Linked DNA regions of Homo sapiens: region 2 is linked to region 1. The links are chromatin contacts, found by Hi-C or POLR2A ChIA-PET in ENCODE. All regions are on one chromosome and are shown on one strand. Each heading gives the region's core, a stretch centred on a gene start or an enhancer-like site at or near the end of the contact. The rest is flanking DNA. Distances are from core to core; before and after follow the strand shown.

Evidence for each region. Hi-C counts contacts between places; a loop is a spot of excess contacts on that map. ChIA-PET counts read pairs that join two places held with the same protein, here RNA polymerase II (POLR2A). Pooled maps may share reads with other maps.
Region 2: a pooled map shows a loop between it and region 1 (8-fold over the local background). The contact joins the enhancer-like site here to the promoter of ST3GAL3 in region 1. A Hi-C loop is called at or near these places in 5 of 50 pooled maps. POLR2A ChIA-PET finds 5 or more read pairs at or near these places in 5 of 52 experiments (AG04450, H1, HEK293 and 2 more).

Annotation. Positions count from the first base shown.
Region 1 is chr1:43,704,578-43,709,876 of GRCh38, reverse strand. ST3GAL3 (ST3 beta-galactoside alpha-2,3-sialyltransferase 3) reads right to left here and starts at 2,341. Exons shown (of 12, transcript NM_006279.5): 1 at 2,184-2,341. It overlaps KDM4A-AS1 (KDM4A antisense RNA 1), which reads left to right and starts at 2,536. Exons shown (of 5, transcript NR_033827.1): 1 at 2,536-2,818. It overlaps KDM4A (lysine demethylase 4A), which reads right to left. Exons shown (of 22, transcript NM_014663.3): 22 at 4,359-5,299. ST3GAL3-AS1 (ST3GAL3 antisense RNA 1) reads left to right here. Exons shown (of 4, transcript NR_125986.1): 4 at 342-485. RefSeq lists silencers at 1,874-1,923, 1,954-2,453 and enhancers at 2,584-2,663, 2,389-2,906.
Region 2 is chr1:43,550,150-43,555,448 of GRCh38, reverse strand. It overlaps PTPRF (protein tyrosine phosphatase receptor type F), which reads right to left. Exons shown (of 34, transcript NM_002840.5): 4 at 1,812-1,957; 5 at 1,508-1,649. Among named protein-coding and RNA genes, the nearest start is that of PTPRF, 22 kb to the right of the region's middle. Within about 2 kb of position 2,433, at least 11 of the 41 ENCODE cell types and tissues checked have a DNase peak (open chromatin) inside an H3K27ac peak, as active enhancers do.

The DNA of each region.
Region 1 (5,299 bases), core at 1,092-3,591:
GAGGTGGAGGATTTCTTTCTTTCTTTTTTTTGACCGAGTTTCACGCTTGTTGCCCAGTCTGGAGTGCACTGGCGCGATCTCGGCTCATTGCAACCTCCACCTCCCGGGTTCAAGCGATTCTCCTGCCTCAGCCTCCCGAGCAGCTGGGATTACAGGCGCCTGCCACCACGCCTGGCTAATTTTTTGTATTTTTTTTTTGGTAGAGACGGGGTTTCATCATGTTGGCTAGGCTGGTCTCGAACTCAAGGTGGGAAGATTTCTTGAGCCCAGGAGTTCAAGAACAGCCTGGGCAACATGACAAGACCCTGTCTCTACAAAAAAAATTTTTTTTAATTCTCCAGGTCACCTGCCTGTGGTCCCAGCTACTTGGGAAGCTGAGGTGGGAGGATCGCCTGAGTCCAGAAAGTCAAGGCTGCAGAGAGCCACATTCACTGCACTCCAGCATGGGTGACAGAGGGAGACCCTGTCTCAAAAAAAAAAGAAAAAAGAAAAAGTGACAATGACAAGTAAAGTGTTACTGTATTCCTGATAGTTAGCTACAGCTTCCTTTGAAGTAAATTCTATTACTTGTTTACTCTTTGCACCACACAGGACAAAGGTACCTCTTGGATTAATGCCATCAACCTACCTTTTGTGCAACCTCATATCCTGCTTTTTCTGCTAAGAAACCCCCTGGAACCACCCATGAGCATCTCAGGTTCCCCTGCACCTTTGTCATCCTCACTTTCTCATCTGCTCACTTCTTCCCCTTCATACAGCCGGCTACCCACTCTTCATGACCCAATTCAAGCCTCAGCTTCCCTGTGAAACCTTCCTCAAACACATGGATTTCTCCTTTTCTCGGTTTCTCAGAGTACCTACCATCTTGGAATTCTAGAGACCATATCACAGTTATCATTGTCATGTGTGTGCTTTATTCCCTCAAGTATATTATAGGCCCATTAGAGCAAGTTTCTTATCTTAAATGGTTTTGAGTTTCCCCTCAGTCAATGCCTTGCATAAAATATGTACTCAAGAGGCGTTCCATTGATTGATACAAAGTCTGTTAGTCTCTGAGAACATGAATGTCTTGTTTCATCGTTAACATTTTATTTTTATTAAACCATGGTTAGACAGTTAGACACGCGAAATGGAGAGATTCACCACTTAATATCTCAAAATATCCTTAAGAATCTCTAATCATAGGAGGAGCTGTATTGCCTTAAGAGATTATTTGAAAGTATCATTTGGCTATAAATTTCTGTGCCAGCTTCCTTTTAATCCTCTGTTGACTTGAAAGTACACCAAACATTTCAGTGATCATCTCTACAAGATAATTCTGCCTTAGAAACAACCTAATTTGTCATGGGGACTATCTTACTTTTAGTAACCTAATAAGAGTTTTTTCCTACCTTAATGTCCAGCTATCTATAATTCACAGTACATCCACTGAAAAGTTTGAGTATTTTACTTTCTGAGGTAATAGCCGCCTTCACTGGTCCTTCCCTCAATTAATTACATTCAGTTATCAGGTTTCACTCCTTCCTCATACGTGAAGGAAACATAAATGAGGCTTACTGAGGAATCATAAAAATGGACATTGTTGTAAAAAGGAATCCAAAATGTTCATGGGACACTCTCCTAACCAAACCTGCCCTCCTCACTAAGATATTTTCTCTTGCAAGCAAAAGCACCGAGGACACAACGGGGGAAAGTGCCAGAAGGAAAGGAAGCAAGAGAGGCGTACTTTGCCGATCAAACTGACCCCAGTTCTGGCCCCCGCTAGAGCAGTAAGCAATGACAACCGCTACCCAAACGCTGCCGATTCCCGCTCAGGCGCTCCCTGGACTTTTCTTTCCTTTTCCCACAGCAGGGCCCGAATGACGGTGTCCGTGCTCTGCGCCAAGGTGCGCAGCGCTGCGGGGTTTCACACGGAGATGATCTCAGACCTCCTGGCCTGCGTCCGGCCGGCCTTTCCCCCAGGCTCGGCGGCCCCCACCCAGGAGAGGTCATCCAGGTACTGGGCCCCCAGCCCGAAGGACGACTGGGCCGTGCCCCGACCCCGCCTTCCCGGGCACTAGCGCGCGGGCTCCGCGCCCCGCCCAGCCCGGGACCCGCGGCCGGCGGGGGAGGGGCGGGGCGGAGCGGCGACCGTTATTCGCGGTCAGCCATCGCGCCCCGAAGCGCACTGGGCAGGCCCTTACCACAGCGGAGAGGGAGGCAGGGGGGAGGTGGCGCCCGGCCCGACGCGGGGCAGGAAGGCGGAGGCAGCGGCGTAGGCGGCGGCGACAGCCGCGGGGGACCCCGGCGGGAGCCCACAACGCGCTGGGCTGCATGGGCGCCGCCATAGTGGGGACGCAGCGGCGGGCGGAGCGCGCGGCCGCGACCCGGTCGGGCGCCTGCGACCAATGGGCTCGCGGAAGCCGGGCGGAGCGAGGGCCTGGCCAATGCGGAGCTGCGCTGCCCCGAGCAGCCCAATAGACGCAGGAGCCGCGGATTTGCCGTCCCGCCCACCCCGCCTACCACGAGAGCAGTGCTGCGGCGAGTGCGGGGCGAGAGGTTCGCGCTGGTGGAGCACCCCAGCTTGCAGGTTCAGCGTGGGTGTCTCTCCCGGGCACATCGAGCTGTCTAGAGGAACCCTCTTCCCCTGGCTTCACGGCCCAGAGGACGCACGGCTCTCTCCCCTCGAGAGCGTGTTTCGTCGCCCGCGCGGGGAACGCAAAGTGCTAGGGTAGTCACGGCCACTTCACGCCGAGGGACATCTCATCTCGCCCTCCAGGTCGTGAGCGCACCCATTCCGCTCACTGAGGCCGAAAGCTTCGGACCTCCGTGGGCCCTGGTGGGTAAGGGGGCACGGGGGTGAGCGTTAAGAGACTCGTAGAACATTTTTAGTCCGCGCGTGGCACAAGGCCTCCAAGCCCCACGTACACTTTGCAGCCCTCCCACTCCTTTTTCATTCCTGCGGCTGAGCCCTGGTGTTATCCGCCTGGGGCGGAATTTAAAACTTAATTCCTCAACAAAGTCGGGGTGGTCTTTAAACTGCAACCTTGGATCCAAAGGCCCTACCTTACAAAGGGAAGGCAGTTTGCCCTACAAAAAGGCTTCTGGGAGGAGCTGCCTAAGGCAGGAAGGGACTGGCAGGCCGGGAGGTGCCGCTTTTGGCTGGGGCCAGTTCTCTTGAGGTCGACCCGACTGCATAGGCAGCCAGTAGGGGAGAGAACGGGCCGGTCTGTGTGATTTGGATCACCTGAGTTGCAGTTTCCTAAGAGTTATTAGGTTGACCAAAAAAAAAAAGTGCAGTTTCTGGAAAACTGGTCAGCTGTTGAGTAAAAACTGCTGGGATTAAACCCAGCGCCCACCCCTGGAGGCAGTGGGGTCATCGAGAAAGGTAGGGATCCTGTGTAAAAAGGCTGGTGAAGTGTTCCTCTCTTCCAAAGATGTATGGATTAGTGTTCTCTCACCAATCCACTAAGGCCTGGTTCTGCCCAGCCTCCCTTGCTACATCCCCTGGGAATCCCCAAGTGGAGTGTGGGCAAAGAAAAAAAAAGGCCAACTTCCCTCCCTGGGCCCCAGGAGGGAGCTGACATAGAAAAGATCACCTCCTGCACCTCCCTTTCTCCACAATGAGATACCAAGTAGCAACCACCTCTCAACCCCCAGGGACACAAGGAAGCATCCAGAGCAGCTGAACTGACCTAAGCCTCTCCTGCACCTGGACAGGGCCATGCCACAGGAAGTGCCTGGCTGTTTAAGGGCCAGCCGGTGCAGCTCCGGGGCACCCAAGTCCTGCACCTATTCATTGCCCCCCTCCCTGCTCTGTGGTTCCCCATCCTTGTCCACTTTGACCTCAGGGATCTACCAGCCAAAGGAGATTGGGTCTTCCTCCAGGGAAGCTTCTCACCAACTAGACAGCTCGGAGAGCAATCTGAGGATCCCACTGGAGGTTGAGTCCCTTGCTTTTCAAGCACCTAAAATGCACCCATCCTTCCCACTGGTTCCACAATTTGTATAGAGCACAGATGCTGGCATGAACTTAGGCCAGTTCAACAAAGATGTATCAAATGGGGCAGCAGTGAGAGATACTCTGTTGAGAGGACTCATTGGTCTGGTGCTTCCTCTGTTACCTCATCTTGCCCGTCTCTAAGGCAGAGCAAGCACAACAAAGAGGTGCTCAGAGCCAGAAGTGTCCCTGCTCCCATGACCCACCATACTTGGCCTAATACAGAGCTTGACAAGCAAAGGACCCACTCTCTGGAACTTCCTAGGGAATGCCTTACTGATTTGTCTTAAAATACACAGCCCCGCTCCAGAGCCTATGACTCTAGATACACCCCCCAGCCTGACGTGGGCCACGTGGGCTCCTTGGGGCAGACAGCCAATCCTCTGCTCAACACATTTTATTGCTAAGGACAAGGTGATGCACCAGTTTTCAAAATAATTTGGTTTATAGTGTTCATACGTAACAAAAAAGGGGAAGTATTATAAATCTGATTCTTGTATACACAGGGTATTGGTGTGAAGCCCTCCAATCCTGGGCCCAGGCAAACAAATTCTTGAGGAGCAAAAACCTGTTTAACCCCTTCAGTATTGCCCTCTAGTCCCACCCCCCACCCCAAAATCAGCTCCCTCCCACCTACAGTGGGCCTCCAATGGCCCCAGTTTTTTCATCCTAACCCTCCCAGCCCCTGCATGATTGCAATTTTCTGTTGACAGAATCACCCACCAGGCTCTGCCTGCTTCCATCATTAAAATCCCCGATTCAGGGTAATCCCCACCCACACCCTGTAATACTTTGCCACAGGGGCTCTGCACCTAGAGTGTTGTGGGCACACACCCATGTTATCCCCATGTTCTCCTTTAGGGGAAGACAAAGAGGTGGCATCAGCTCCTTAGCATCTCAATACTGCAGCTTTGCCAGCACTGTCTTGAGACGGTTCCAGGCCTGGACAGATGCCACACCCATCTCCAGCCAACCCCCAGGAGCCCTTACTCAGCTCAGCTGAGGGCAGAATTTCACATTTTGTTTGCCCTGCATAGGCAAGGAAGAAAGTAAAGGCCAGGGGCTGGCAGAAGCTGGTCCAGACCAAACATACACGCACGCACGCACGCACGCACACACACACACACATATAAATACAAAAGTAGGGGTTGGGGCAAGTACCAGCACCTCAGCCTAGTCGGTGCAGGTGATAGTTATGAAGCTAAGTCCTAGGCCAGGAACAAGGCAGCCAGTCCAGCCAGCATAGTTGACCCCTCTATGGACTGGGGCCAGTGCAGCCACAGCATTCCAGTGCTCAGCCCCTCAGCTGGGAGATCAGCG
Region 2 (5,299 bases), core at 1,184-3,683, 150 kb after region 1:
AAAAAAGAATAATGATACAGAAGAATATTTAGTGGCAAGGAAGATGTTAGCCATATTTTTTTTTGTTTGTTTTTAAAGCAGTCTACAAATCATCGGACAGTATGTGGTCCCATTTCTGTTCACACACACACATATATATGTATGCACAGAAAATGGGCCACGAGTAAGTAACCAAATGTTATTACTAGAGGTAAACTGAGACATTTTAATTTTTTCCTCTGTGCTATTCTATACTTTCCAATTTTTCAAAAAGGAACAGGTATCGACATCACATTCTTAAAAAGAAAGCAACAATCGGCCCGGGTGCGGTGGCTCACACCTGTAATCCCAGCAGTTTGGGAGGCTGAGGCAGGCGGATCACCTGAGGTCAGGAGTTTGAGACCAGCCTGACCAACATGGTAAAACTCCATCTCTACTAATAATACAAAATTAGCCAGGCATGGTGGCGCATGCCTGTAATCCCAGCTACTTGGGAGGCCGGGCAGGAGAATCGCTTGAACCCGGGAGGCAGAGGTTGCAGTGAGCTGAGATCACACCATTGCACTCCAGCCTGGGCAACAAGAGTGAGACTGCATCTCAAAAAAAAAAAAAGAAAGAAAGAAAGAAAAGAAAAAAAAGCAAGCAACAATCGATGCTATATTTTGAAAACATAAACACATTCAGACTGATGAATCAGTTGTGGCTGGGGTCTGATCATGTCACCCCCGCCTTGTTTGTGGCTTCCTATGTCCCTAGGAGAGTGTTCATTTCTCAGCCAGATCCTGTGTAATCTGCCCTCCAAACCTCTCCAGACTCATGCTGAATTGCTTTCTCCTTCTTCCTGTGCTCTCTAGCTCCCCCTCTGCCCTCCAGAAAACCCAAATTGAACTACTCAGAGCTCTCTGAAAGCTCCATCCTCTCTTGCTTCTGGGCCTGGGCACCTGCCTAGCTGCCAACTGCCACCCCCAACTCCCACCTGTCCTCAAGACTTGGCTTAGACACAGCTTCCTCCTCCTCGGTGCTCAGAGGACTTCAAGGTGGTCCAGGGAGTGTTTGTGAATGAATGGAGAAGCCACCAAGTGAGAGAAGACACTAAAATCCACGGACAGAGCCCCAGCCCTCAGCTCACAGGGGCAACAAGGAACACACCTGCCTGACACCTACGGCCAGGCTCCACATGGAAATCCGGTTCACTGCCAAACAGCCACAGCCATAACCACGTAACCCAAGGGATACACAGCTGCAGCTCCACACCTCAAGTCAGACCCCAGACCCCACCCAACCAACGACCCGGCTCAGCAGGAGAATACAAAGGCATCATGCCCCACATGGCTGGCCTCAGCATAAGCCGCACAATCCAGGCCAGATCCAATGACTATCCCTGTCCACCACTGACTTTCACTGACCCCGAGGTGGCCAGTCCTCCTTTCTGCCAAATGCACATGGGCCCAGGACAGGATCAGGGCTGGCTGGCTCTTCCCACGCCTCAGCCCGGCAGCCCACCGTGCCACGTCTCCCTAGCACGTACCTTCGAGCACTGAGAGCTTGGCACTAGTGTTGATCTCACCCAGGCTGTTAGTAGCTGTACACTCATAGATGGCTTCATCTCGCTGCACCCGCAATGGCTGGATCCGAAGCACTGACCCTGCCCCATCATCAAACTCAATGACCTGTCAGAGGACAGACATGGGGTCACAGCCTACTCAGGACACAGGAGCCTGCTCAGGGTCAGTTGTCCTCCCACCTCCAAAAGGTCCATGAGGAGGGACACTGAAAGGAGAGAGTGTGGGCAGACCCTGAGCCCTGCCGACCCCTTCCCACCACAGACGCACCTCGAAGCGCTGGGAGCTGACTTTCTTCCCCTTCTTCATCCATGTGATGCGCGGCTTGGGTTCTCCTGTAGCTTGGCACACGAAGGAGGCTACCCCTCCTGACAGCCCAGTCTGGTCCTCAGGGACTTTAATGAAGACAGGTTTGCCTGGAAGAGATGGAGACACCAAGTCACCACAGCACAGTCACTATAGGAATGGCCAGTGAGGAAGGTGGCAGTCATGGGGGCAGAGAGAAAGACCTACAAAGAAAACAAGGACACCTCACCTTTATGTAGCGCTTAGTATGTGCCAGGCACTGTTCAGAGAGTTTAACATTTTTTAACTCTGTTAAGCATATGAGGTGAGTGCTATAACTGTATCTGTTTCTAGAGGCCCAGAGAGGTTAAGGGATTTGTCCCATATGACACAGCTGGTAAGTGGTAGAGCTAAGATCTGAACCCAGGTGTTCCAAGTCTGGAGTTCACACTACCACTGCACCCTTCTGTTGCCCGCCCCACATCAATTCCAAGCTCCAGGAAAAAGGCGTGCTGGAGAGCTGCTGGGAAGAGCTCCAGCTCTCCCTGAGAGTTGTCCCTCCCCCTGCTCTCCATCTCAGTGATGGCACCACCATCCACCCCGGGGCTCCGGCCAGGAACCGAGACTCCTCCCTCTCTCCCAGCCCCCACATACCAGCAGCAGTCCCAAAGGCCTAGACAGTCCAGTTCCTAAGTCTCTCTGGATATCTTCCCAGGTGAATGCTTTCCTGTAAATCTGCCTCTCCCATCCCTCCCCCCCGACTTAGTTATTGCCTTCTGACAGTCTCCTCAAGGTGTCCACAGGGAGGCAGAGGGAGGAGAAGAAAGGTAGGGGCTCAGACATGGCACTGCCACACCCTCATCACCTCAGTACACATACCAGGGCCAGTCCACAGCCCCTATCCCTAAGAATTCAACCACCTAGGGTCATGAACCCAGAGAAGCCCAACCCATTTGCTACAATCTTGTAGCAATAGCTCGTTAATCTTGACAGCTGATCCATTTCCTATTAATCAGACCAATGAACAGCTCCAAAAAGGGCTAGTGCTGTGAGAAATGACCTTTCAGACCACCTGTTTGGTCCCCAGGAGCCCAGGCCCAGCCTGGTCCCTGGCACAGAAACGTGTGCGATGATGACAATCCTTTGCCAAGCACCCACTCTGCACCAGGTTCTTTATCTTTAGTCCTTCATTGCTATTATCCTCAGTTTACAGGCTCAGAGGGGTCAAGTCACTTGTCCAAGATCACATGCCAGTGAGGGGCACATCTGGGACCTGAATTCAGGCATGTTTGACTGTCAAACACCTGGTACAAAACAGTTCACACAAGATTGTCAGGGACCTTGACAAGAACAGAGTCAGTGGAGTGGTGGGTGGGGGCCAAAGCCAGACCAAAGAAGGCCAAAGAATGACTGGGAGGCGATGAGGGAGAGAGGGAAGTACAGGTGACTATACAGCCAGCAGCTGGAAAGGATGAGGCGGGAAGGGAGGTTTGTGAATTTTTTTTTTCTTTTTTTCTTGAAGACAGATATGAAAGGCAATGTTTAAATACTGATGGGAGCCAGCAGAGAGGGAAAAGGTGTTGATCCAGCAGAGAAGGGACGGCAGATGGGGCAGAGTCTCCAAGGAGGAGAGGGTCTATGGGAGCGGGGTAGGGAGTGGCAGCTGCAGGTACCAACAGAGAAGGAACTTTTGAGAACTCCAGGGGCCAGGGGCTCTGGGGGTTTTATGTAATTATTATGCAAGTCACTCACCATCTCTGAGCCTCTTTTTTCCCATCTCCAAAACAGTGACACAGGATTCTGTCATAGATGGAATGAGATGGCTGTAAACTGCTTTACGTGGTGGGCCTTCCATGAGGGAAGCTGTCACTCGTACCAGCATTATCAGTCTTACCGCAATCCCATAAGGTAGGTAGTATTATTATCCCCATTTAAGAGGTGGGGAAATAGAGGCTCGGAGGGTGAAATGACTGGCAAGTCAGAGGGATGCAGGCATGGAGCCAGGCTTTGATCCAGCCTTCTCACTCCTAAGCTCACCTACGGCCTTCCCTGGAGGGAGACCTTGGGACTGACTATGTTCTTAGAGTGCCTAGGGCAGGCTCGGGCAGCCAGCTCAGGGAGGCTGTAGGGACCAGAAAGACAAGAAGACACCACAGAAGGTCCAGAACCCCCCAGCGTGCCTTGCCCTTCCCCTGAATGCCCTTTGAAGGAGGCTCCAGGCTCTCCCGACTGCAGCTGTCTGCAAAGTTGGCCTCTGTTGCGCCTTCCAGACAGACCCTCTCAGACACGACTCTCCTGCTCAGGCTCCACTGGGGGTGTCTCCTGTCCCCCACCCCCATACCGTGCACTCTTCCCCCACACTTGAAGCCCTCCACAAAGCAGCTCAGGGTTCTCCACCTGCGCTGCCACACCCTAGTCCAGATACCACCTTCCCTTGACTGGCACTCCACTGGCCTAACACGCGGAAGCCCCTGCCTCCAGGCCTGCCCCACGCCTCCCGTCTGTTCTCTACTCAGTGTCCAGAGTGAGCTGACAGCCTCCCCCGACACCCCGCCCTATCAAAACCCTCCAAAGACCTGCCGAATCACTCTCCAAACACCTGTTATGGCAGACAAAGCCGCGGGGTCTGACCCAGCTGCTCTCCCCAGAGCCCCAGCTTTGGCTCCTCTAAAGAGCAACGTCATGTTCCCTGCAGCCACAGGGCCTTTGCATAAGCTGCTGCTTCTGCCAACCTCCGCCATACACTCTAACTTCCATTCATCCTTCTGCTCTCCATTTAAGTATCACTGCCTTCTCCAGTCCCCCTGCCCCCAACCTATGAGCTCAGTTCCTAGTTTGAAACTCCCGGGTAACTCCCTTGCCTCCCACAGCACTGCTCCTAGCTTATTACCTACCTGCCGAGCTTATAACTTTCACTCACAGTTTATTATGCACACGTGTGAGATTATTACTTTTCCACATTTTTGGTGTTTGATTAATGGCTGCTTCCCCTCCTAGAACATAACCCTGGGCAGGGCAGATAGCATGCCTGTCTGGATTCCTGTCCCAGTGTCTGACCCAGTTCCTGGCACCCAGGGGTGGAGAATGAAAGAAGGACCGAACTGAGGAACCAGGAGGATGAGGACCGCGGCCCCTGCTGCACCAGGGAAGAGAAACCCAGGGAGAAAGTGCCCCTCCAGCTCCTGCCGGGACCTGCAGCGGCAGAAACTGGGGGCTGGAACCGGCTGAACCGGAATGGCCGGGCGAGTGCGCCTGGGGGCGGGGTGGGGCGGGGCCTCCGCTCCAAACAAAGAAGCGGAGAGGAGACGCCGGGGAGGAGAGCCAGGTGTGGGTCACCGGCGGCCTGGAAGGAGGAGGGCCCAAGAGCCGTGGGAGGCTGGGCTGTGCCCAAGGCCTGGGGCTATCGAGGAGGCAGAACAACTCCCCTCCCTTGGAGGCTGGAGAGGAGCCTGCACCCTGCCCGCCCACCCAAC